Linked DNA regions of Homo sapiens: all the other regions are linked to region 1. A link is a loop called in an ENCODE intact Hi-C map of the cell type or tissue named here. Cell type or tissue: heart right ventricle. All regions are shown on one strand.

Region 1 (4,000 bases):
GCCGAGGCAGGCAGATCACCTGAGATTGGGAGTTCGATACCAGCCTGACCAACATGGAGAAACACCATCTCTACCAAAAATACAAAATTAGCTGGGCATGATGGCACATGCCTGTAATCCCAGCTACTAGGGAGGCTGAGGCAGGAGAATCGCTTGAACTCGGGAGGTGGAAGTTGCAGTGAGCCAAGATCACACCATTGCACTCCAGCCTGGGCAACAAGAGTGAAACTCCGTCTCAAAAAAAATAAAATAAAATAAAAAAATAAAAATCGTTTTTTTGTAGAGACGGGGTATCACTATGTTGCCCAGGCTGGTCTTGAACCCCTGGGCTCAAGGGACCCTCCTTCCTTGACCCCCCAAAGGGATTATAGGCATGAGCCACTGTGCCTAGCCTCAAGCTTATCTCTTCTCACTGCATAGGCCATCTACCTGGAATATTCTCTCCCCCTGCCTTGTCTTGAGTTCCTACTCATCTTTCAGGTCCCTATGTGACACTGCTTCCCTGGTGACCCTTCCTTGCTCTTCCAAGTCTGGGTTAGAAGCCCTTCACCTGCCCTAATAAAACCTTGTACTCCTACAATTGCTTGTTTGTTTGCTCTACCACTAGTCCATGGAGGACTATTTATTTTTAAAACAAAAAGTTAATATTTTATTTTTAAATGTATGATTTACAGGTGGTAATTATACGTATTTATGGGATGCAGCATGATGTTCCAATACATGTATACATTGTGTAATGATCAAATCATGGTAATTAGCATATCCATCACCTTAGACATTTATTGTTTGTTATCAGAACATTCAAAAACTGCTCTTCCAGGTATTTTGAAATATACAATGCATTATTATTAACTGTAATCCTCCTCCTATGCAGTAGAACTCCAGAGCTTATTCTTCCTCTCTATCTATAGCTTGGCACCTGTTGATCCATCTCTCATCACCCCCCTGCTCCTTTCCCTTCCCATTCTCTGGTAACCACTGTTCTATTCTCTACTTCTATGTGGATTCCACATGAGTGAGATCATGCAATATTTGTCTCTCTGTGCCTGGCTTATTTCACTCAACATAATGTCCCATGGAGAACTATTTCGGTCTGCTGGTCACTGCACTTTCAACACCTTGCTTATGGTAGGCACTCACCGAATTAAGTTTAGCCACCCTTCTTTCCTCTATACCAGAGATCAGCAAAACCACAGCTGGGGGGGTCCAGTCTGGCTCGCTGCATGTTTTTAGACAATCTCTCAGCTAGAATGGTTTTATATTTTAAAATGGTTGGGAGAAAATCCAAAGAAGAAAAATGTTTTGTGACACATGAAAATTATATGAAATTCAAATTTCGGTGTCCATAAATACAATTTTATTGGAACACAGCCGTCCTCATTTGTTTACACAGGGCCTATGGCTGCTTTCACGTTACAATGGCAGGGCTAAGTTGTTGCCACATCTGACCACCGAAGCTTAAAATGTTTTCCATCTGGCCTTTACCAGAGAAGGTTTGCTGACCCTCTCCTCTGTATCTACGGATGTCCCTTGTATACCACTGTGCTTGCACTACATCAAGACAGCGATTGTGGACTTGATACCATTTTACAACTTTTTGCTTTATTTTCAAGATTTCCTCGTGAATGCCAGAATGACACGATATTTGGTAGCAAAGCATGAGCTTCAAAGAGAGGTTTGCGTGGGTCTAGATCCTGGCTTTGCTAGTTCCTAGTTGTGTGACGTTGGGCAAATCACTTTTCCTATCTGTCTTAATTTCTTTGTCAGTAAAATAAAGATAATACCAGTAGGGCTGTTTTGTGAGTTGATGTGTTAATAAGTAGAATGCACTCTGAGCAGTATTCACGCATAGTGAACACTCTGAAATGCTAGCTATTCTCACTGCACACGATCGCTTCTAGGGGCTACCTGTACCGCCAGTGAACTGGAAACTCACCCCACTGCACTTTGCCTGACACCGAGTGGCCCAAGCTTTGGCGAGAGGCAGTGCTGCCACACAGTGGCTCTATATGGGGTGGCTTGGCACACTCTTCCTTTTTTTTTTTTAGGTGATTGCAAATCTATGGATGAGACCAAGGGAGAATTTTCACGCCATCATAGCATTTTATTCCTCACCTGACTGGGAGCAGCTCGAAGGGAAGGACATGTCTCCAAAGACATGAGGAGTATTCAACGTGGCATTCGAGGCGCAAGGAAAAACCTGCCTATCCCAAGATCTCAGCCCCATCAGCCAGCCAAGGGATCCACAATGACCCTTATGAAGTTTCATAAGGAAGCTAATTGCTTAAATGAGATTTGAGTCAAGAAGGATGACCTAGCAATAACCTCTATATATCTCATTATGCCGTAAGTAACCAATAGAGGTTCTAGAAAATGCCATCCAATAGAGGTTCTGGAAAAATGGGACAAGAGACAGGTTAGATTAGATGGAAGAAAAGGCCTTCCATCTAAGCAAGGCCTGGCATGTGGAATGCTAGTGGGGGCCCTCTGGACTGTGCTGGCAGGGCAGGTAAAGCAGCCAGGAGAGAATGTGAAAGTGGAAAGATGCCCCGGGGTGACGTGCCATCACTTAGATTTTATTTATTTATTTAGAGACGAAGTCTCCCTCTGTCACCCAGGCTGGAGTGCAGTGGCGCGATCTTGGCTCACTGCAACTTCTGCCTCCCAGGCTCAAGCGATTTTCTTGCCTCAGCCTCCCAAGTAGCTGGGACTACAGGTGTGTGCCACCATGCATAGCTAATTTTTGCACTTTTAGTAGAGACAGGGTTTCACCATGTTGGCCAGGCTGGTCTCGAACTTCTGACCTCAGGAGATCTGCCCAACTCAGCCTCCCAAAATGATGGGATTACAGGCGTGAGCCACTGCACCCAACCAGGTTATTTTCAGAATTAGAGATGAATCTTAAAAATCAAAATTTCCCCAGTGTCCCAGACACATTCAAAGCAAAATTACATAGAGGTTCGGCATCCCTAGTCTGAAAATCTGAGATCTGAAATGCTCCAAAATCCAAAACTTTTTGAGAGTTAATGTGGCACCATCAGTGGAAAATTCCACACCTGACTTCATGTGATGGGTCTCAGTCGAACAGCAGCCAAAACTTTGCTTCTTGGACACAATTATTTAAAATAGTGTATAAAATTATCTCCAGGCTATGTGCATAAGGTGTATATGAAATATAAATGAATTTCATGTTCAGACTTGGGTCCCATCCCCAAGACATCTCATTATGTATATGCAAATTTTCCAACCTAGAAAAAACTTGAAATTCAGAACACTTCTGGTCCCAAGCGTTTTGGATATGGGATACTCAACCTGTAGTTTCATTTTAATTATTTTGATGTAACTTAACTGAGCATCAAATTTTAAATTTTTTTTTTTTAATTAGAAAACTTAAATGGCTACATAAGAGGACAGTCCAGTGACAGACATGGAAAGAGGCTTAGAGGTCATCTCATTCATCACACCATTTTACAGAGGAAAGCAAAATGCCATCCAGAGAAGGAAAGTCACAAAGCCATCTAACCCCAGACCTGGGAGTAGCAGCTGATCACAGCGGGTCGGACACAAGAAGCTGCTTCCAAAAATCTTTCCTTCCATTTGTCCTACAGAGAAGACATCAGAAAACAAAATTTTATAAGCATGTCTCTAGCTCTAACTCACTATTCAACTAAAGGACAAATTAAATAGGGAATGAGATAACCTTAACTTCATGAGATTTGTTCTTATATGCAGTTTTCTACCCTGAGAAACCAATCTATGCTAAAGATAATATTTGTGCTTTTCAATGAGGCTGGTAAAATATTTGCACTTTGAAGCTCAGAGCGATAACATTTATTCATTCGGGTGAAACTTATCAGGATTAGGTAAATATAATCGAAGCAAAACAAAAATGATTTGGGAAACTTTGTGACCAAAACCAACAGGCGTATTCAGTACTCCTTTGAAGGTCACCTAATTCTAATAACATTTATATTTATAAATGTCCTCTAAGTCTTTTATC
Region 2 (4,000 bases), 280 kb before region 1:
TTCCCTCTCATGCAAGCAGTCAGGTGACTGATCTAGATAAAACTCAAACAGTGATCATTTTTCATAATATTTTTATATTTTCTTCCCATAAATGTCTTCTCTTTGCTGGTATACCGATGAAATAAACTTCAACAGTATGTGTTTGTTGTCCCCTCTTTAGATTTTTTTTTTATTACTAGTAGGTATATTGTTGTACTCAGGCTGAGAGTAACCCGGAATTTTACATACAGCTCTGGTTAATCATTTCAAATAATCTATATGGAAGATTTTCTTAATTCACTTTTTAATGTCTTTGAGTGTACTCTAAACCATTATTGGTGTGTAGTATTTTAGCTTGAAGTAATCACATTAATTTAGCCAATGTCTATAAATTACATTTTATTTTCACTAACAAATCTTTAAATAAATAGAACAGCTGTTTTGCTTAGATGTTATAATAACAAGTGAGCTTTCTATTTTTTCCTACTAGTACTTTTTTTTTTTTTTTTTTGAGGTGGAGTCTCGCTGTGTTGCCTAGGTTGAAGTGCAGTGGCACAATCTTGGCTCACTACAATCTCCTCCTCCCAGGTTCAAGCGATTCTCATGCCTCACCCTCCCGTATAACTGGGGTTACAGGCATCCACCAACACGCCTGGCTAATTTTTGTATTTTTAGTAGAGACTGGGTTTCACCATGTTGGTCGGGCTGGTCTTGAACTCCTGACCGCAAGTGATCCTCCCACCTCATCCTCCCAAAGTGCTAGGATTATAGGCGTGAGCCACCATGCCCAGCCACTTTTAATTTTTTAATGCAATTTATTTCTCAAATCATTTTTTTCTGGTTATCTTTTAAAAGAGGCACTGTATAGGGAATGATGGCTGCTTTCTAAATCTTTGAAGCTCATGTGGGCTAATGATAAATGCCTCGCACAGGGCCAACCATAGTTTATGTGCAATACATTTAGGTGGAACTGTTTTCCATTTGTTGTTTTCTCTGTGTTTTTATAGGCATTGAAACACCCATATTTTCAAGTTGGTCAGGTATTAGGCCCTTCGTCAAATCATCTGGAATCAAAACAGTCTTTAAATAAGCAGCTGCAACCATTAGAATCAAAGCCATCTTTAGTTGAGGTAGAGCCTAAGCCTCTGCCGGATATAATCGATCAGGTTGTTGGACAACCCCAGCCAAAAACTAGCCAGCAGCCACTGCAGCCCATTCAGCCGCCACAGAACCTGAGCGTCCAGCAACCTCCAAAGCAACAGAGTCAGGAGAAACCGCCACAAACGCTATTCCCGAGCATCGTCAAAAACATGCCAACTGTGAGTAGCCAGTCATGACACTTGCAATGAAATAGTTTGACTCGTGCAATTAAGATTTTTTTCGAGGCATTTCTAATAATGTTGGAAAAGATATAAAAGATTTTTCTTTGTTAAAGACCCTGAGTCCTCTGGTTGGAGCTTGACATGAGATCACTTAAAATTCTAATATGGTTTATAAAAAGAAAAACTTTCAGGATAAAAGTAACCAAGTTTACATGCTACAGTCTTCAGTCTTTTTTCTTTTTCTTTTTTTGAGACGGAGGTTCGCTTTTGTTGCCTAGGCTGGAGTGCAGTGGCACGACCTTAGCTCACTGCAATCTCTGACTCCTGGGTTCAAGCGATTCTCCTGCCTCAGCCTCCCAAGTAGCTGGGATTACAGACGCCCACCACCACGCCTGGATATTTTTTTGTATTTTTAGTAGAGATGGGGTTTCACCATGTTGTCCAGGCTGGTCTTGAGTTCCTGACTGCAAGTGATACACCCGCCTTGGCCTCCCAAAGTTCTGGGATTACAGGCATGAGCCACTGCACCTGGGCTTTTCTTTTTTATTTCTTGAGACGGAGTTTCACTCTATTTGCCCAGGCTGGAGTGCAATGGCACGATCTTGGCTCACTGCAACCTCCACCTCCCAGGTTCAAGCAGTTCTCTTGCCTCAGCTTCCTGAGTGGCTGGGATTATAGGCACCCACCACCACACCCAGCTAATTTTTGTATTTTTAGTGGAGACCATGTTGGCCAGGCTGGTCTCGAACTCCTGACCTCAGATGATCCACCCATCTCGGCCTCCCAAAGTGCTGGGATTACAGGCGTGAGCCACCAAGCCCGGCCTAAAATTCTTTCAATGCAGAAGAATTCAAAGAAAGAATTTAAAAGAATCGGGTACTCCAGAGTACTGATCCTAAATCTTAAGAATTTTTAACAGTACTTTCATTTTACAGTGTTCTTAAATGCTAAGGAACATGGAGAGAATGGGTTTTTATTTATTATTATTATTATTATTATTTTGAGACAGAGTTTTGCTCTTGTTGCCCAGGCTGGAGTGCAATGGTGTGATCTCAGCTCACCACAACCTCCACCTCCCAGGTTCAAGCAATCCTCCTGCCTCAGCCTCCTGAGTAGCTCGGATTACAGGCATGTGCCACCATGCCCAGCTAATTTTGTATTTTTAGTAGAGATGGGGTTTCTCCATGTTGGTCCGGCTGGTCTTGAACTCCTGACCTCAGGTGATCCACCCTCCTTGGCCTCCCAAAGTGCTTGGATTACAGGCCTGAGCCACCGCACCTGGCCAGAATAGGTTTTTAAAGTGTCAGGCATAGTATAAAACTTTTTCTTCCATCTTTTGTTCAGCTCCAGGAGCTCTTCAGTTGCTGTAGTATTTTAGCTGTCCCACTGGGTATACACTCCCAAATGTGTTTGCATTATGGCATTTTAGGATGGAAATCGGTCTTATACAGCACTGTATCTATTTCCTTCCAGTCCCCAACTGCCCCACCAACCTAGATAAGCAAGGCCTCCTCGTCCCCCAATAGCACTAATCACATTCTAACATACTGTTAATTACTTCTTATGTTTATTGTTTATTTGTCTCTTCCTCTGGAATGCAGCAAGCTCAGTGAGGTCAGGAATGTTTGTGTGTTTATCAGTACAGCCTCAGCACCCCGACCAGTGCCTGCCACATGGTAGATTCTCAGTAGATATTTGTTCAGTGAATGAAGGAATGAATAATTGCCCACATGACTTGTAAACCACCTCTGGGGTCCTGGGGAGTCCACTTTTATCTTTGGAACAGTTCTGAATATTAGAAAGTTCTTCCTTAATACTGGGTAAAATCTGGTTTTCTAGCTTTTAATGAAGGCTAATCACTTTTCTAGAAAGGCAGCCTTTTAGATATTTGAAAATAGCCCTTATATTATCTGCCCTTTTCTCTAGAGAAACTTCTCCAATTCCCTTAAGGGCTCTGCATATAACACCATTCACCAATGACTGATAACTCTCAGTTCCTATTATGAATGTGTCTTTAAGTCCCCTCTCATCTTGCTTTCCACTTAGAATGAGGTTGCCAGAGCTAGAGGCAGACAGCAGGCAGGGAATATAGAGCAGGGCGAATCACCTCCGACATTCTAAACCATATGTGCACTCGTGCCACCAACGATGACAGTCCTCCCCATGACCCCTTGGAAGATGCATCAATTGTTGACTCATATTGTGAGGGAAGGAAAGGAAGTTAATATTTATTGAGTAGCTTCCAAGTGCCATGCATATGCGAGGGACGCTGTGTGCATTCTCTAAGTTAAAGAGAATAACCTAGCCCCCAGCCCCGCCACACACACATTTTTATATAGGTGAGTTCCAGAGCTGGGATTAAGTACTGTGTTAACTAAAATTTCTAAGTATACCTGTTTTTTCACAAATGCTTCTCCTAAATTGCATATTCTGTACCTCTGACTTGTGTATTTCATCTCTAGGATTCAAAAAGTTGCAAGATCTCTTACCTCTTCAATTTCTAATTATTTTTGAATCTGTATTTTTTCTTCTCAGTTTACCCATTCTGCCCAGCTTGTTGCCAGCTGTGTATTTGTTTAGTTGTCTGTTTTGCTCCTGAATCTTCATGATGAATAGAACGACCGTGAGATCTTGGGCAGGCTACTAGAACCTTTCTCTAGATTGACGTTGATCCATTTGTCAGTACTGTTGGTCAAGTT
Region 3 (4,000 bases), 100 kb before region 1:
TCTGTGTACAGTGCTTTGCAATGCCTGGCATACATAACCACTAAATACATGGTTGAAAATATAATCCCTTTAATAAAATCATGGGGATAATGTTTCTGTGGAAAAGACCGCTTTTTTTACTATAATCTAAAGCAGTTTTCTCAACCTCAGCATTATCGACATTTGGACCAGGTAATTCTTTGTCGTGGGGGCTGACCTATGTCGTTTAGGATGTTTAGCAGTGTTCCCAGTCTCTTCCCACTAGATGCCAGTAGCAGGTCCCCAACCACAGATGTGACAGACCAAAATCTCTCCAGACATTGCCAAATGTCCCCTCAGGTGCAAAATCACCCCTGGTTAAGAATGATTGATCTAAAGTTAAAACAAAAACAAAGGCCGGGCGCGGTGGCTCACGCCTGTAATCTCAGCACTCTGGGAGGCTGAGAGGAGTGGATTACCTGAGGTCAGGAGTTCAAGACCAGCCTGGCCAACATGGTGAAAGCCTGTCTCTACTAAAAATACAAAAATTAGCCGGGCGTGGTGGCACACACCTGTAATCCCAGCTCCTTGGGAGGCTGAGGCAGGAGAATTGCTCCAACCCAGGAGGCAGAGGTTGCAGTGAGCCGAGATTGCACCACTGCACTTCAGCCTGGGCAACAGAGTGAGGCTCTGAATCAAAAAAACAAGCAAACAAAAAAAAAACCCCACAAAAACACCAGAATATGAAATTGTATACTATTAATAAACCATGCACAAATATTTGCATGTGAAATGTGAGTGGAGGAAATACCAGTGTTTTCCTTACTTATAAAACTTTCTTTAATGTTGTATTGCTTTTATATTTTTTACAAAAGTTTATTGATATACATCTAAGCTTTATTTGCTTCATTAATTTAGTAATTGTGCTTGTGACTAATTCTAATAATTCAATTAACTTTAACAACAAAAAAAATGGAAAATTACCAAATGGCAGGGAATTGTAGTGTTAAATAACTTGTAGCCTCTTATTCTGATTGCTAATTTGGGTCATTTTTGGAAATTCAAAGTACATAGGCCGGGCATGGTGGCTCACGCCTGTAATCCCAGCACTTTGGGAGGCCGAGGCGGGCAGACCACGAGATCAAGAGATCGAGACCATCCTGGCCAACATGGTGAAACCCCGTCTCTACTAAAAATACAAAAATTAGCCGGGCGTGGTGGCGCACACCTGTAGTCCCAGCTACTTGGGAGCCTGAGGCAGGAGAATTGCTTGAATCCGGGAGGCGGAGGTTTCAGTGAGCTGAGATCGCGTCACTGCACTCCAGCCTGCCAATAGAGCGAGACTCCGTCTCAAAAAAAAAAAAAAAGAAAGAAAGAAATTAAAAGTATATATTTGTTTCCACCCAGTACTGGTTCAATTGATCAATTGAACCAGTTCAAGTGATCAATTGATCACTTAGGATTTTTTTTTTTTTTCAAATAGACATGGCTCTCCTCTCACTATGTTGCCCAGGCTGTCAAACTCCTGGACTCAAGCAATCCTCCCACCTTGGCCTCCCAAAGTGCTGGGATTACAGGCATGAGCCATCACATTTGGCCTATTTAGGATTTTTAACACGAGAAACTTACTAAAAGAGACCCTGTTTTGTTTGATGTGGATGTTTCTAGTTTTGTAGTCCCTGAGACAGTGGTATAGCATTCTTAATATGACATCTCTGCACTCATCTCGCATAACTGCCAACAAATTCACTCCTTAGTTTAAAAGGAAAAGATGAAATGAAGAAAGGAGGAAAACCCCTGAATTTTAGAATTGAATGGATTTCAAAAATTTCCTAATGCCTCCCCCTCGTTACCAAGCTATGTGAACTACAGCCTAGAAAATTTAAGTGAATTTTCTAGGCTCTAGTTTAGGAGTGCAGATGTGCTAAAGAACTTGTTGATTTTGTTTCCAGATAATTTACTCACTTATTCAAATACTTTCTTGCATGCCTCCAACATTCCAGAGTAGATGGTGGAGGTAAAGCCATGAATGGGATATTCTTGGGGTTTTCAGCTTAATGTATCTAGAGAATTTATATTTATTAATATCTTCAGTAGCAGCCTAAATGCCTTCAAGCCAGAGTCATTCTTGGACAGTCTTCTGGTGAAGACTAGGCAATGTCAGTAAAAAGTTGAGAAACATAGGCAATCCTTGGCTCAGAGCAGTTCAGATTTCATTACAATGCTGACATGGTCCATTGGCCGCCTGCCTATGCATCTCTGCTGTTTATAATTTTTAGCTCTTGTCAAACACTCTTCTAATTATAGCAGATTTTCCTGAGGTGGTGAAGGCCTTCAGCTTCCATATTCCCAGACATGTAGCCTGAGAATGTTCCCTTCTTTGCTCCACTAAACCCTGCCATACTTCAAAATCTTTCACCTTCACGATTAACCTAATGCACTAGTTATTCCCTTCCAGCTACGACTGTTGAAATTTTGCACAGTACAGGAGTCGCCAATGGATTTCCAATCTACCAGCAGTTCTCCAAGCTGGTTGATAATAGCATTGCTCAAACACATACCTTTTGCTTTCCTTTGATGCCACAGTCCTCACTCAGGTGCTCAACATCTCTCATCAAGAAGACTGTAATTGCCTGCCAGTGGGTCTCTCTGTCTGCAGTATTTCCACCAGATGCAGTCAATACCACCAGATGGCTCTTCCTATAATCAGCACTGATCCTGTCACCCTTCTATTTGAATGGTTGACCCTGTGTCTGATTTTTCAAGCCAGCTTGAGATGCCCCACCACCACTCACCCTCCAACAAACAAGCAAACTCAGACTTGGTCTCATCCTAGACCTCTTCTGCCGCCTCTTACCACCCTTACCAGAATTCCAACTCCTCACTTCATTTCTCATTTTACATTTCTACATTTGTTCCCCTGGACCCAGCTTCATGCTTATCTCCTCCCTCAAGAGCTAGATTCTGAACTGTCATTTCTTTCCTTTGCTTCATACTGTCACTAACCAAGCAGACTGCCCCAGCCAGCTCCTCAGAATTATAACCCTGGCCAGACCCATCACTTCAGTTCTATAGATCACATTCCGGCCAGGAAGATCCCAAAATGCTGACCACAACACATAAGAGCTTTTACAATCTTGCCCTCTGCTATGGTTTGAATGTGTCCCCCAAAATTCATGTGTTGGAAACTTGATCCCCAGTGCAACAGTTTTGAGAGGTGGGACCTTAAGAACTGACCAGGTCATGAGGGCTCTGACATCATGAATGGACTAATGTCATTATTTTGAGTATGGGTTCATAATTGCAGGATTGGGCTCATTATCACAGGAGTGGATTTATTGTAAAAGCAAGCTTGACCCTCTCTTGGTTCTCACTCTTATGTGCTCTCTTGCCCTTCCACTTTATGCCATGAGATGATGCAGCATGAACGCCTTCACCAGATGCCACTGCTGTGCTCTTGAGCTTCCCAGCCTCCAGAATCAGGAGCCAGATAAACCTCTTTTCTTATAAATTACCCAGTCTCAGGGATTCTGTTACACAGCAGAAAATAAACTAAGACACCTCCAGACTACAAACAGCAGACTGGGAGCCCATAAACCACATTTGATTGGTAGGCCTGTTTGGTTTGACCCCTGCAGTAGGGTGGAATTGAGCCAACATGGAAAAACCAGATTTTCTATGGAAGTCTGAATTCCTATTGTCCCTTGACAACAATTCACCGGGGTTTTAGGCATCCAGGAGCTCTCTGGCCACCCTGGCCCCAACGTGTTTCATTCACCTACATTGTCTGGCCCTGTTGACATGTAGTTTGCAACACTGGGTTCCAGGCCTCATCTTTCAACAATGTCCACACACACCCAAATGTCCTGCCACACATCTGGGAATTCCTGAATTGGTCTTCCATTTTCACACAGCTCTTTGCACCTTGGCTTATGCAAATGTCTAACATAAGAAAACATGCTCAACCTTGTTAGGAACTAAGTTACTAAAGTTAAAACCCTAAGGTAGCCTCTCTTTTTGTGTTTGTTTATTAGAGACAATG
Region 4 (4,000 bases), 74 kb before region 1:
GACAGTTCAGGTCAGCCTGGAGTCTGGAAATGCCTGCATAAACCACAGACTCTGTCTTTGAAGCAATGAAAGCATTTTGGAAGCAACTCAGTAACTGCCTCACAGATTCCTTATACTCAGCTGGGGCTTTCTCATCCACGTGAACACAGTAGACATTTTGGGGCATATAGATAGCCCTAAAGAGCCTTTCAAAGGTGTCAAAGTCCTTATGGATGACCATGACATAGGCCAAAGGGAATGCAGCCTCTTCTTCCGACAGGGGACTTGTGATGTAGTGATTCTGGGTCAGGTAATCCTTGCAAGGGACACTTCGCAAAGGTGATGGTAATATATTTTCCCACAAAAAGACTGGCATTTTCTCTAAGGCGTGATTACAGGCAGTTTTCCTAAAATACCTTTCACTGGAACTGTTCAGCTTCTCATAACTTTTTGGCGGGCTCAATTGGCTACTGTAAAATCTCACAAAAATGACCACGCTGAGCAGAGTGAAAGCAAAAAAGCAGTACCTCCAAAAGTTCATTATTTTCACTTCCCTGGGGAAACAATCTCTTCTTTTCAGGGAATGAGAAATGATCGGTGTGAGAGGTTGAATTTGCTTCTCTTGCCAGTCTTGAATTTCGACAGCTTCTCCGGAGGGCTGCTTGCTTTCCTGAATCCTTTAATCCTCCTGTATCCTCTGCTTCGGTGTCTCGTCCATCCTTTTTGGATGTGCCTGGAGATGCGGTGCGTCCCTCTCTCACTTTGGTCTGCAGTTCCCCAGGGTTGAATCCCTGCTGTTTGCAAAGGCTCAGCTAAGCCCAGCCCAGTCCAGCCTCTAGGAAGCCTCCTCATTTACATATGAAATGCAAATTACGTTCTGGAATGCAATGATGGGTCCTTTTCACTGGAGCCGAGTTTCTCTTGCTTCACCCTCACCGCCTTTCCCTTCCATCAATCTATTCTGATCTGATCTCCCTTCTCACGCTTTCTCCAAGCCTTCTAGAATCAGAGGCTCTGTTTTTTCTGGCTAGCCCCACAACCTGCTGGCAGTCCTTAGGAGCCACAGCATTTAAGGATATCGGCTCCTCTGGTTTCTTTCTCTTCCTGTTCTCTGCCACCTCTTTTCATTTTAGTGTTATCTGTACCTCTGGGCACATACAGACACAGATAATGAAAAATGAATGTGTGCCAGGCATGGTGGCACGCACGTGTAGTCTCAGCTACTCAGGAGGTTGAGGCGGGAGGATTGCTTGAGCCAAGGAGATCAAGGCTGCAGTGAGCTATGATGGCAGCACTGCACTCCAGCCTGGGCGACAGTGAGACCCTGTCTCTTCAAACACTTACTTTAAAAAATACATTTGTAACATGACTAAGTAGAAGATTATCAGTGGCAGAAAAATATAACAAGGTAGATTAATTTAGATTCTAATGATGTGTCAGAATATAGCGCGCACACACACACACACACACACACACACACACACACACACACACACACTGACTATGGGAAGAGGGAACAAAGAATTACACCCTTGGGGGCACAGGCAGGACACAAGGGTGGAAGGAACCTAGGACTGACATTTTACATGAAAGAGTCAGTGTTGATATCATATGATGAAGTAAATGTGGGGAAAAGAAAGAGAGATCAGATTGTTACTGTGTCTATGTAGAAAACAGAAGACATAAGAAACTCCATTTTGTTCTGCTTTGAGATGCTGTTAATCTGTAACTTTTGTCCCAACCTTGTGCTCACAAAAACATGTGCTGTATTGAATCAAGGTTTAATGGATCTAGGGCTGTGCAGGATGTGCCTTGGTAAAAATGTGTTTGCAGGCAGTATGCTTTGTAAAAGTCATCGCCATTCTCCATTCTCTATTAACTAGAGACACAATGCACTGCGGAAGGCCGCAGGAACCCCTGCCCAAGAAAGCCTGGGTATTGTCCAGGTTTCCCCCCACTGAGACAACCTGAGATACGGCCTCGTGGGAAGGGAAAGACCTTACAGCCCCCCAGCCCGACATCCGTAAAGGGTCTGTGCTGAGGAGGATTAGTGAAAGAAGAAGGCCTCAATGCGGTTGAGATAAGAGGAAGGCGTCTGTCTCCCGCACGTCCCTGGGAATGGAATGACAAATGTAAAACCAACCATACATTCTACTCTAAGAGAAAATCGCCTTATGGATACAGGTGAGACATCATGGCAGCAATACTACTCTTTACTGCACTGAGATGTTTATGTAAAGTTAAATATAAATCTAGCCTACGTGTACATTTAGGCCCAGCACTTTTCCTTAAACTTATTTATGACACAGATTCCTTTACTCACATGTTTTTCTGCTGACCCTCTCCCCACCTTCACCCTATAGCCCCACCACATTCCCCTCGCCAAGATAGGAAAAATAGTGATCAATAAATACTGAGAGAACTCAGAGACTCAGAGTAAGTGAGCACCGGTGTTGGTCCTCACTTACTAAGCGCCGGTCCCCCAGGGCCCACTTTTCTTCCTCTGTACTTTGTCTCTGTGTCTTATTTCTTTTCTCAGTCTCTCATCTCCACCTTGCAAGAAATACCCACAGGAGTGGAGAGGCAGGCTCCCTTCATCAAACACACCTAAGTTTGCATGCCAGAGAGAAATGTGATAGTGTTCCCAGAGAGCAAAAGTTGGGTCCCATTTCACAAAGAGAGCTTCAGATAACTTGAGCTGTTGACACAGTATTATCTACAATATGTGGAGTGACTACCTACTGGCTCTCTTTAAAAGCCTGACAACCTCAGATTTGAGGTCATTTCAAAGAACTTAAAGGATTCTCATTCTCCTTCCCACCCAACCCCCTCTCCAACTTCCTTTTCTGAAGAAAGAACAAAACCACCAGGGCTGCTGCAGAATTCCTGGAAGTATCAGCCAGTGTAATTCAGGGGAACCAGGAAAAGCACAGGTCTGGTCGCATTACAGAGGGTTCTCAGAGTTCACCTGCTTGCAGTGCTGCAAGCGATCTCGCAGCCAATGTGAAGTGCACTGGGGATTGATGCGGACGGTAAGGACACTTCCAAGGGAGAAATTAACTGGTCAACTAAAGGATCAACTGTGGCAGCCACACGAGGCATGTTAAGAGTGGGCCCTGCTCCCATCTCACTCCTGTAGTCACCTAGCAATCGTACCTGCCGGGGCTTGTGCCAGTTGGAACAGCTGCTCCTGTTAGGAAAACATTTGATTCACAATGCAGCCATTTCCCTGCCCCCTCTCTGCTCCACTCCACCCCTTAACTTCCTACAGTGAACTGTAGGAATGAATGGCAACAGTGCCGTGGATGCGATGGATATTGATTTGGATATTAATTTGGTGAGCTGCTAGAGAGTTGGCGGGGATCTTTGAGATCACCCATCACAACCCCGTTATTTTTACAGATGAGCACATTGAGGCCTTTAAAAATATTCTCCCCAATGTCATTCAGCTGGATAGAAACCAGAGCCTTAATTCCACAGCTCCCTGGTCCAGGTGCTGAAGCCAGTCTGTTTGGCTAAATCCCAGCTGCTCACAGTGCCTGGGTAAAGTTACTTAACCTCTTTACACAACCAGGTCCTCCCACTGTGAAAAGATAAAGAACAGTGGCTCTTATTTCAAATGGTTGTCAAGACTAAATGAGATACCTCTTGTTGAGGGTTTGGCAAGAATCCGGGCACCTGGTAGATGTTCCATAAGCATTAGCTATGATTGTTGTTGTTGTTGTTTCTCTTTTGGAAAATATCCAACACTTCTGACCCTCATAATGAACTGATATTTTGATTTCTGTTCTTAGTAATGGAAAAAAAAAGCATTTACCTTAAGGTTTTCAAATGCTTTATTCCCGGAGGTTAAATTCCACTCTTTTCTTCCCCATCACTGCCTCCCCTTTAGCCCATGGGAAAAAAAATATATATATTTATATAAATATATAAATATTTTATATATAGTTTATATATATTTAAATATATATGATATATATTATACATGATATATAATATATGATGTATAATATAATATATG
Region 5 (4,000 bases), 110 kb before region 1:
GCATATCTCCATTCTTGCAAGGACTTTTTAGTGTTCTTAATGGAAGACATGACATAGGGACCAGCCTACATTCTGGCATATAAGAGAGAAATGTTTTATTCCCCGAGGTCCTTTTACTGAAGCAACAGACAGTGAATTCTGTCTTAAAGCATATCCTGTTTCTTGTTAATGACTTTATACTATATACAGAACTTTGTCCATGAGTAAGCCAAAAATGCTAGTGTTGAAACTCAGAAACAAGATGTATTCTCCATTCAGGTAGCTTATGTTTTAAAGGAAATTGGTGAATTACCCAGAAAGCTGTTTCACTATCTGTCTGGTTGAGCACAGTGGTGACTGTTAAGGTGTTATAAAAGATTCCTTCTTCAAAGAAACCTAATTCTTATTTTCCTAGACAGTATTATCTACAATTCTCTTTTTTACTAAAACATTTGTATATGATGAGTATCTGGTGCAAAGATCTGAGGTCATTTAAATTTATCATTGATCCTAACAATAAACTAATATAGAGGTGAGCATCAAGAAACAGCAAGACTAAAATTGGCCAAAGTGCCCAGATTGCTCTACCCAGCCATCCTGTTAGTGTATTTCACAGTGTCCAGTGGATATTTTAAGTATAATTACGTAGCCAGGTCCTGAAGCTATAAACGTGGTCCTGAAACGGTTAACATTACGAAGGCAAAAGTCTCTCACAAAAACAGGCTCCTCTTCCCAGCTGCAGTTTCCCTTCAGTCATGAGTAGCTCATGAATAGCTCAAAAATACCAGCTGGGTTGTATCGCAGTTTCACTCTGATTGAGGGTTCTTTCGCGATGCCTCAGTTCTAGGCATTCCACAGTAAGGGGGTAGGTATTAAGCTCAAACTTGTTAGCAAACAGGCTTGGTGAATTAACCAGCCACTTTAAGTCTCCGTTTCCATAGATACAAATACCATGTACATAGTGGCCTGCAAAAGAAAGAACAAGAAACAGAGTCAAAACATGCTTGCTTTCAAAAGGGTGATGAACTTACAGAATACTAGAGGTACTCTCCGACTAACTACAACTGTGCCAATGGTACAGGATTCAAATGAAATATGATTGTGCAGTCTCAGCCCACAAAGAACTGGAACTCTATTTAGAAGAACAAGAGGTACAAATATGTTATTTGAAAAAAATGAGAGTTAAATCATACAAGGCATAAAGTAACAGGTGTTAATATTTTAATTATGTTAATTATTGTGTATATCAAAATTAATATGAAAATTGTGTTAGTAACATAATAGGTGTTACAAGGTCATTCATGTACAGTAATCCCCCCTTATCTGCAGTTTTGCTTTCTGAGGTTTCAGCTACCCGAAGTCAACCACGATCCAAAAATATTAAGATATTTTGAGAAAGAAAGAGAGCATATATCTTTTATTACACATAACTTTTTTATTCACAGAACTTTTATTCACATAACTTTTATTACAGCATATTGTTATAATTGTTCTATTTTATAATTAGTTATTATTGTTAACCTCTTACTATGCCTACTTCAAAAATTAAACTTTATCATAGATATGCATGTACAGGGAAAAACAAAGTATATTTAGAGTTCGGTACTGTCTGTGGTTTCAGGCATCCACTGGGGGTCTTGAAATGTATCCCCCCGTGGATAAGGGGGGCCTACGGTATTACTAAATGAGAGTTACAGATGAGAAGTCCTACAGTGGTACAGGTGGGAGAGATCTTTATGGGTTGCGTTGAGTAAGTCTTTTTCCTGAGCTCTGGTCTATCCAAGTGCCTACTTTGCACCTCTGCCTAGATGTGTGATAAACCTCAGTGATGTAACACGTCAATATTGAAATTTTTTTTTTTTTTAACCTCAATAGCTTTTGGGGTGGGGACTTCCTGCTGGGAGAGGGGGTTTTGTTGGGAATAGGTTAGAAACAAGAATGGTAGGAAGTTGCAACCATTTTCCAGAGATTCTTCTGGGCACACAGGACAATTGCTGGTTGACTGACTTCACAGACTGAAGGGTTGGGCCTTGTGTCTCACAAGTATGGACAGTCCTTAAAGATTTTTGAAGAGAAGAATCAAGTGATGAAACTCATTTTAGCAAGATTAATTTTGAAGTGTTTTGCAAGGTACATTAGAAACCAAGAGGCTGCAGTAATAACACAAACTGGAGAGCTTGTTCAAAGTTAATGTCTGTGATGAGTGGGAAAGGGAGGATGTTGAAGACACTAGTACAGAAGGACAGATAGAACATGGTGATTAATTCAGTGGGCTGGGAAGAAGCATAATAGAGAGTAGAAGTCATTGGGGAAAGAAGCCAGAATTGTAGGAAGTGAAAGAATGACCAGGCGGCGAGAACCAAAAACACAGGCCTTAAGCACACGCTTAAAGAAATGGAAGTGAACAAGGAAAGAATATTTCGGCCTGGAGAAAGCAGAAGGTTCATAGACAACTCGATGTCTTCAAGATAGGGGCAATGAGTACAGGCTTTCAGAGAAAAGGAAAAGAGGCAGCAGAAAGGGAGAGGCTGAGAATGCAAAAGAGCAAGGGTCTGAGAGAGGGGGCCCACAGATAGCTGAGACCATAGCTGGCGGCTTTTGTTGGGAGGATGGGTGACTTGTCCTCTTGAAACAGGAGGGAACAATGAAAGAAGGTGTCCACACAGCTCTAAGATGGTGGGGCAGGATGACCTGACAAGGGACTAGATGATGAATTTTGATCACATATCTTGAATGTTCTTTTTCAAGTTGAAATGGTCGCTTTTGAGAATAGAAAGGCTGTTTTAGCATAACCTTGTGATATGGTTTGGCTGTGTCCCCACCCAAATCTCATCTTGAATTGCAGCTCCCATAATTCCCATGTGTTGTGGGAGGGATGCAGTGGGAGATAGTTGAATCGTGGGGGGCAGTTTCCCCCATGATTGTTCTTGTGGTAGTGAGTAAGTCTCACAAGATCTGATGGTTTTATAAGGGGTTTCCTCTTTTGCTTGGCTCTCATTCTTGGCTCTCATTCTGTTTTTCCTGCCACCATGTAAGATGTGCCTTTTGCCCTCTGCCAGGATTGTGAGGCCTCCCCAGTCACGTGGAACTGTGAGTCCATTAAACTTCTTTTTCTTTATAAATTACCCAGTCTTGGGTATGTCTTTATCAGCAGTGTGAAAACGGACTAATACACCTTGGGAGCTTAAAGGTGAGCAGGAAAGCTGAAAAGGTGTCCCTTAGGAAGGGCACTAGGAAAATAATGAGGTAAACAAAAGGATAAGTAGGTAGCCAGGAGGCCTAGCTGAAGGTAGATGACAGGACCCAATGGTGGGTTTGTCTTAAGAGAGTTCCGCAACACTCCCCACCAATACTCTGCCTAGGGAAGTACAAACGGCAAAAAAGGCAGATGGTGGTAATGATTAGGGTTAGGAATCAGCCTTGTAGGGTCAAAATGGCAAAAGGACCAAAAATGTTGGTGAGGACATCTTGTAGTGGCTTACAATACACGGGTCAGACGGGGAGTCCTCAGAAGGAAGCTCATAGAAGGAAAAAGCTTGAAATGTTGAACCTCTGGAAATCCCAATTCAAACCAAAAACAACATGGTTTAGGTGTGGACACACAACAGTGAACAAACTGGTCAAAAATCCTAGCTGTCTTGGAGCTTCTGCTCTGGGAAGAAAGACAGTAAAATAAGTAGGATGTGAGTAGGTGAAGGAAACTAGTAGAGGTGACAAAGACACTGTAATCAGAGATGGGCACTCCAAGTTGAAGATCATTCTAAGTGCTAAGAGGGCTGATGAAGGTAGTACAGGCCGGGTGCGGTGGCTCATGCCTGTAATCCCAGCACTTTGGGAGGCCGACGCAGGTGGATCATAAGGTCAGGAGTTTGAGACCAGTCTGGCCAACATGGTGAAACCCCGTCTCTACTAAAAATACAAAAATTAGCTGGGTGTGGTGGTGGGTGCCTGTAATCTCAGCTACTCAGGAGGCTGAGGCATGAGAATCACTTGAACCCGGGAGACGGAGGTTCCAGTGAGC
Region 6 (4,000 bases), 290 kb before region 1:
ACTCTATATGTTAAGGCCACTTTTCCCAGGGACAAGTGAGGTCGATGAAATCTTTAAAATTTGCCAAGTTTTAGGGACTCCCAAAAAAGTAAGTACTCTTGTCCCTAAGTTGCTATAACTTTTGATTATTTCTATCTTGCTACTTTGCTTTTAATTTTATAATTTTGATTATTTACAACTTTTGCCTAGATATCTGATATTTTCATTTTGAAATAGGCTCATACTTTAATGATTAATTTTCTTATAATTCTTTTTTTTTTTTTGAGATGGAGTCTTGCTCTGTTGCCCAGGTTGGAGTGCAGTGGCTCAATCTCAGCTCACTGCAACCTCCACCTCCCAGGTTTAAGCAATTCTCATGCCTCAGCCTCCCAAGTAGCTGGGATTACAGGTGTGCACCACCACGCCTGGTCAATTTTTCTATTGTTAGTAGAGAGGAGATTTCACCATGTTGGCCAGGCTGGTCTTGAACTCTTGAGCTCAAGCGATCTGCGATCTGCCCACCTCAGCCTCCCAAAGTGCTGGGATTACTTGGTGTGAGCCACCACGCCCGGCTGTAATCCTTATTTTTTTAATCGGAGTGGGTTAAGGATTGCAAGAAGCCAGAATCCCACCAGCTGAAGAAAAACAGGTGCTTGCCTTTCCTTAAGAACTTCAGGAAAAATTCTGTGTGTTTAGAGTGTAACTTGGGGGTGATGCCCAGCTGACACTGTACAGACAGCCTTGCTTGAGCTCTTTCCTGCTCATTCTGTGGCTGGCCATTGGCATCACCTGTTAACCCCTGGTGTCTTGAACCTTGTTTTTTCTTAACCGTTTCTTGTTTCCTTTTTTATATCTCCCCTGTGGATATTTGACTTCTTGAACTGAGTGCTTTTCAATTAACTATATTTCATCTACACCTTTCTTTCTGAAATGTGCTTTATAAGTGTGTATATAATGACATCCTAATTAAATTAGTAAGTGCCTTGTAGTTAACATTACACAAGTAAATGTAGATATTAAAGCTTTAATGTAATTGTCATTTCCCAGATATGTGCATTTTTAACATTGTATGCAATGGGTAATATACACGACAAGGATCTTTGTTCACAGTCAGCCTCTTTGTAAAGCACTTTTCCTTATTTGTTCAGAGTTAACCCAGGTATCATCACAGCAACATCACCATCAGGATCTAAAACCAGACAAGAGCTTAATATTGCAAAATTTATAAAGGCGGGCATGGTGGCTCATGCCTGTAGTCCCAGCACTTTGGGAAGCCCAGGCAGGAGGATCACTTGAGCCCAGGAGTTCAAGACCAGCCTGGGCAACATAGTGAAACCCCGTCTCCACAAAAAAAAATTAGCCAGGTGTGATGGTGCGCACCTGTAGTCCCAGCTACTCAGGAGTCTGAGGTAGGAGGATCTTTTGAGCCCGGGAGGGTGAGGCTGTAGTGAGCCATGATTGCTCCACTGCACTCCAACCTGGATAACAGAGCCAGATCCTGTCTCAAAAAAAACACAAAAAAACAAACAAAAAAAAGCTATAAAAGTGCTTTTCGCATTGTTTCCTAACTCTCAGCTTAATGTTCTTTCTATACTGTCGTAGCACTAAATTATAGACGTGGTCTGGTATTTCATTTTCATGTTTATATGGATCAACATGAAAATGTTCAAACATAAATGATGTTTATATTACTGCTGTGTTTTTTAAATGGATTACTAAAAACAATTTGTTTTGCCCTCCCCACCTGCACTTATATATTCCTGAAACAGAGTGACTGGCCAGAAGGATACCAGCTGGCATCCTCTATGAACTTCCGTTTTCCCCAGTGTGTTCCTATAAACTTAAAAACTCTTATTCCCAATGCCAGTAATGAAGCTATTCAGCTCATGACCGAAATGTTGAATTGGGATCCAAAGAAACGACCGACAGCAAGCCAGGTAAGAGGAGTCTTCCTGTTAGACCTTTAAAAATGTTTAGGTTTTGTAATATCAGGGATGTTTTCATTTACAAAGGCAGGTCTATTCTCAACCAGGATTTTACTAAGAGAATTAAACACAAAGTCCTAGGCATCCAGCGTATGTAATAAATTAATTTCTAGGCATATAATATCATTGGGAGAAATGCAGAAATAGCCACACCAATGATTTTCTGAGTTTTGTGGTTCAAATGAAGAACCCTGAGGTTGCAACAAGGAATCAATCTGCAATGATAAAAATTCAGACCTGCGACAGACTAGTTATGAAGGAATCTGTCATGGAAGCAAAAAGGCATCTCATGAATCATTCCACATAGTAGACTTTCCTATGCTGCCTTTACAGTTTAGGGGTGGGATTCTGGTTCACTTTATACAACAGTATCATCCCTTGCTGGGACTGGAGTGTGCAGCCTCTGGCTGCCACAAGAGGGCAGCATTGTGGCACCCAGGCTTTGTTCCTTTGTGACTACACCTGACATATCTACAGATGTATTCCAAGTCTAGGGCCTTTAAACCCAGTGTTTTTGTCTGCAAGGCTTCAATAAAAAGGCAATAATAAACTTTATTGTATTCTCATCATTTAAATATAAATTCCATGTGAAAATTACAAAAATTTATTTTGCTTTTTTTAAAATTAATCTTGAGAAAATGTTTTCTAAATGTCATCTGGAAGAACAAATGGGAAAGGATAGTCAAGATATGTTAAAACAAGAATAAGGAATTAGAGAGCGGTGATAGGGATGGACAGCTTGCCCCATCAGATATTAAAGTAATCTTTAAATTGATGATGGTAACAGTGGAAGTACTGGCATAAGAATTGACAAATAGCTGAATGTTGCAGAACATATGAGTCAGCACAAGGTAAACAAACGTGGCATCACAAAGAGGGGAGGACGGCTCAGTGGGTGATACTGGGAAAATTCATTAGCTCTTAGGGAAAAAAATAAATTGAGGTCCTTACTGCTCACCATACTTTACAACTCACAGAAGGGTTACATTTTGTTGTTGTTGTTGAGATGGAGTTTCACTCTTGTTGCCCAGGCTGGAGTGCAATGGCATGATCTCGGCTCACCGCAACCTCTGCCTCCTGGGTTCAAGTGATTCTCCCACCCTCAGCCTCCCGAGTAGCTGAGATTACAGGCATGAGCCACCACGCCTGGCTAATTTTGTATTTTTAGTAGAGACAGGGTTTCTCCATGTTGGTGAGGCTGGTCTCGACCTCCCAACCTCAGGTGATCTGCCCTCCTTGGCCTCCCAAAGTGCTGGGATTACAGGTGTGAGCCACCGCGCCCGACCAGGATTACATTTTCAAAGTGTAAAAAAAAAAGCACCCTAAACTGTTAGAAACAAAAGGAAAGCATACATGTGTATTTGATCTCAAGGTGAAAAAACACGGGTATAAAAATAATAGAAGAAACCACAAAAGGAAGATTCAAACAATTTGATTACATAAAAAGTAAAATTTTTCTCTATGTAAAAATCTTAAAATGGAAAGATAAGACAGAGAAAATTATTTTTAATTCTTAATATAATACTCCTACAGAAACACAAGAAAAATACTGAAATGTGTATGTGTATTTTCTTTTTTTTTTGAGATGGAGTTTCTGTTGCCCAGGCTGGAGTGTAGTGGCATGATCTCCACTCACTGCAACCTCCGCCTCCTGGGTTCAGGCGATTCTCCTGCCTCAGCCTCCCGAGTTGCTGGGATTGCAGGTGCCCGCCACCACGCTTGGCTTATTTTTGTATTTTTGTAGAGACCAGAGGGGTTTTTTTGTTTAGTTTTTTTTTGTTTTTGTTTTTGTTTTTGAAACGGAGTCTCGCTCCATCGCCCAGGCTGGAGTGCAGTAGCGTGATCTCGGTTCACTACACCCTCCGCCTCCCAGATACAAGCAATTCTTCTGTCTCAGCCTCCCTAGTAGCTGGGACTACAGGTGCCTGCCACCACACCTGGCTAATTTTTGTATTTTTAGTAGAGATGGGGTTTCACCTTGTTGGTCAGGCTGATCTTGAACTCCTGACCTTAGGTGATCCACCCACCTCGGCCTC

Evidence for each region. A loop is a pair of places that touch in the nucleus more often than their neighbours do. Peaks named below come from ENCODE experiments on the same cell type or tissue, not always from the same donor. Only the 100,000 strongest peaks of a DNase experiment are listed, where the experiment ranks them.
Region 2: it touches region 1 in a loop (4-fold over the local background); 46 of 110 quality-filtered maps call a loop at or near these places.
Region 3: it touches region 1 in a loop (4-fold over the local background); 20 of 110 quality-filtered maps call a loop at or near these places.
Region 4: it touches region 1 in a loop (9-fold over the local background); 16 of 110 quality-filtered maps call a loop at or near these places.
Region 5: a loop joins it to region 1, with 2.2 times the contacts of the local background. A loop is called at or near these places in 22 of 110 quality-filtered maps.
Region 6: a loop joins it to region 1, with 3 times the contacts of the local background. A loop is called at or near these places in 46 of 110 quality-filtered maps.

The regions. Positions count from the first base shown.
Region 1 is chr6:10,508,689-10,512,688 of GRCh38, reverse strand. It overlaps LOC101928146 (a long non-coding RNA gene), which reads left to right. Exons shown (of 3, transcript XR_001743961.2): 2 at 2,049-2,346; 3 at 3,386-4,000. Among named protein-coding and RNA genes, the nearest start is that of GCNT2, 11 kb to the left of the region's middle. In heart right ventricle, CTCF peaks have their summits at 1,800 and 2,001; a DNase peak (open chromatin) is centred at 1,958; H3K4me3 peaks cover 845 bases; H3K27ac peaks cover 2,224 bases.
Region 2 is chr6:10,793,296-10,797,295 of GRCh38, reverse strand. It overlaps MAK (male germ cell associated kinase), which reads left to right. Exons shown (of 15, transcript NM_001242957.3): 9 at 987-1,298. Among named protein-coding and RNA genes, the nearest start is that of MAK, 43 kb to the left of the region's middle. In heart right ventricle, no CTCF peak of the experiment used is centred here; no DNase peak of the experiment used is centred here.
Region 3 is chr6:10,608,660-10,612,659 of GRCh38, reverse strand. All of the region lies in intron 3 of GCNT2 (glucosaminyl (N-acetyl) transferase 2 (I blood group)), which reads right to left. Among named protein-coding and RNA genes, the nearest start is that of C6orf52, 84 kb to the left of the region's middle. In heart right ventricle, no CTCF peak of the experiment used is centred here; a DNase peak (open chromatin) is centred at 2,210; H3K27ac peaks cover 4,000 bases.
Region 4 is chr6:10,582,510-10,586,509 of GRCh38, reverse strand. All of the region lies in intron 3 of GCNT2 (glucosaminyl (N-acetyl) transferase 2 (I blood group)), which reads right to left. Among named protein-coding and RNA genes, the nearest start is that of GCNT2, 63 kb to the right of the region's middle. RefSeq lists enhancers at 1-916, 2,865-3,838. In heart right ventricle, no CTCF peak of the experiment used is centred here; no DNase peak of the experiment used is centred here; H3K4me3 peaks cover 1,237 bases; H3K27ac peaks cover 3,686 bases.
Region 5 is chr6:10,623,362-10,627,361 of GRCh38, reverse strand. It overlaps GCNT2 (glucosaminyl (N-acetyl) transferase 2 (I blood group)), which reads right to left. Exons shown (of 5, transcript NM_145649.5): 5 at 1-945. The coding sequence ends at 755. Among named protein-coding and RNA genes, the nearest start is that of C6orf52, 69 kb to the left of the region's middle. In heart right ventricle, no CTCF peak of the experiment used is centred here; no DNase peak of the experiment used is centred here; H3K27ac peaks cover 358 bases.
Region 6 is chr6:10,799,808-10,803,807 of GRCh38, reverse strand. MAK (male germ cell associated kinase) reads left to right here. Exons shown (of 15, transcript NM_001242957.3): 7 at 1-88; 8 at 1,749-1,916. Among named protein-coding and RNA genes, the nearest start is that of MAK, 37 kb to the left of the region's middle. In heart right ventricle, a CTCF peak has its summit at 2,376 (motif pointing right); a DNase peak (open chromatin) is centred at 2,377.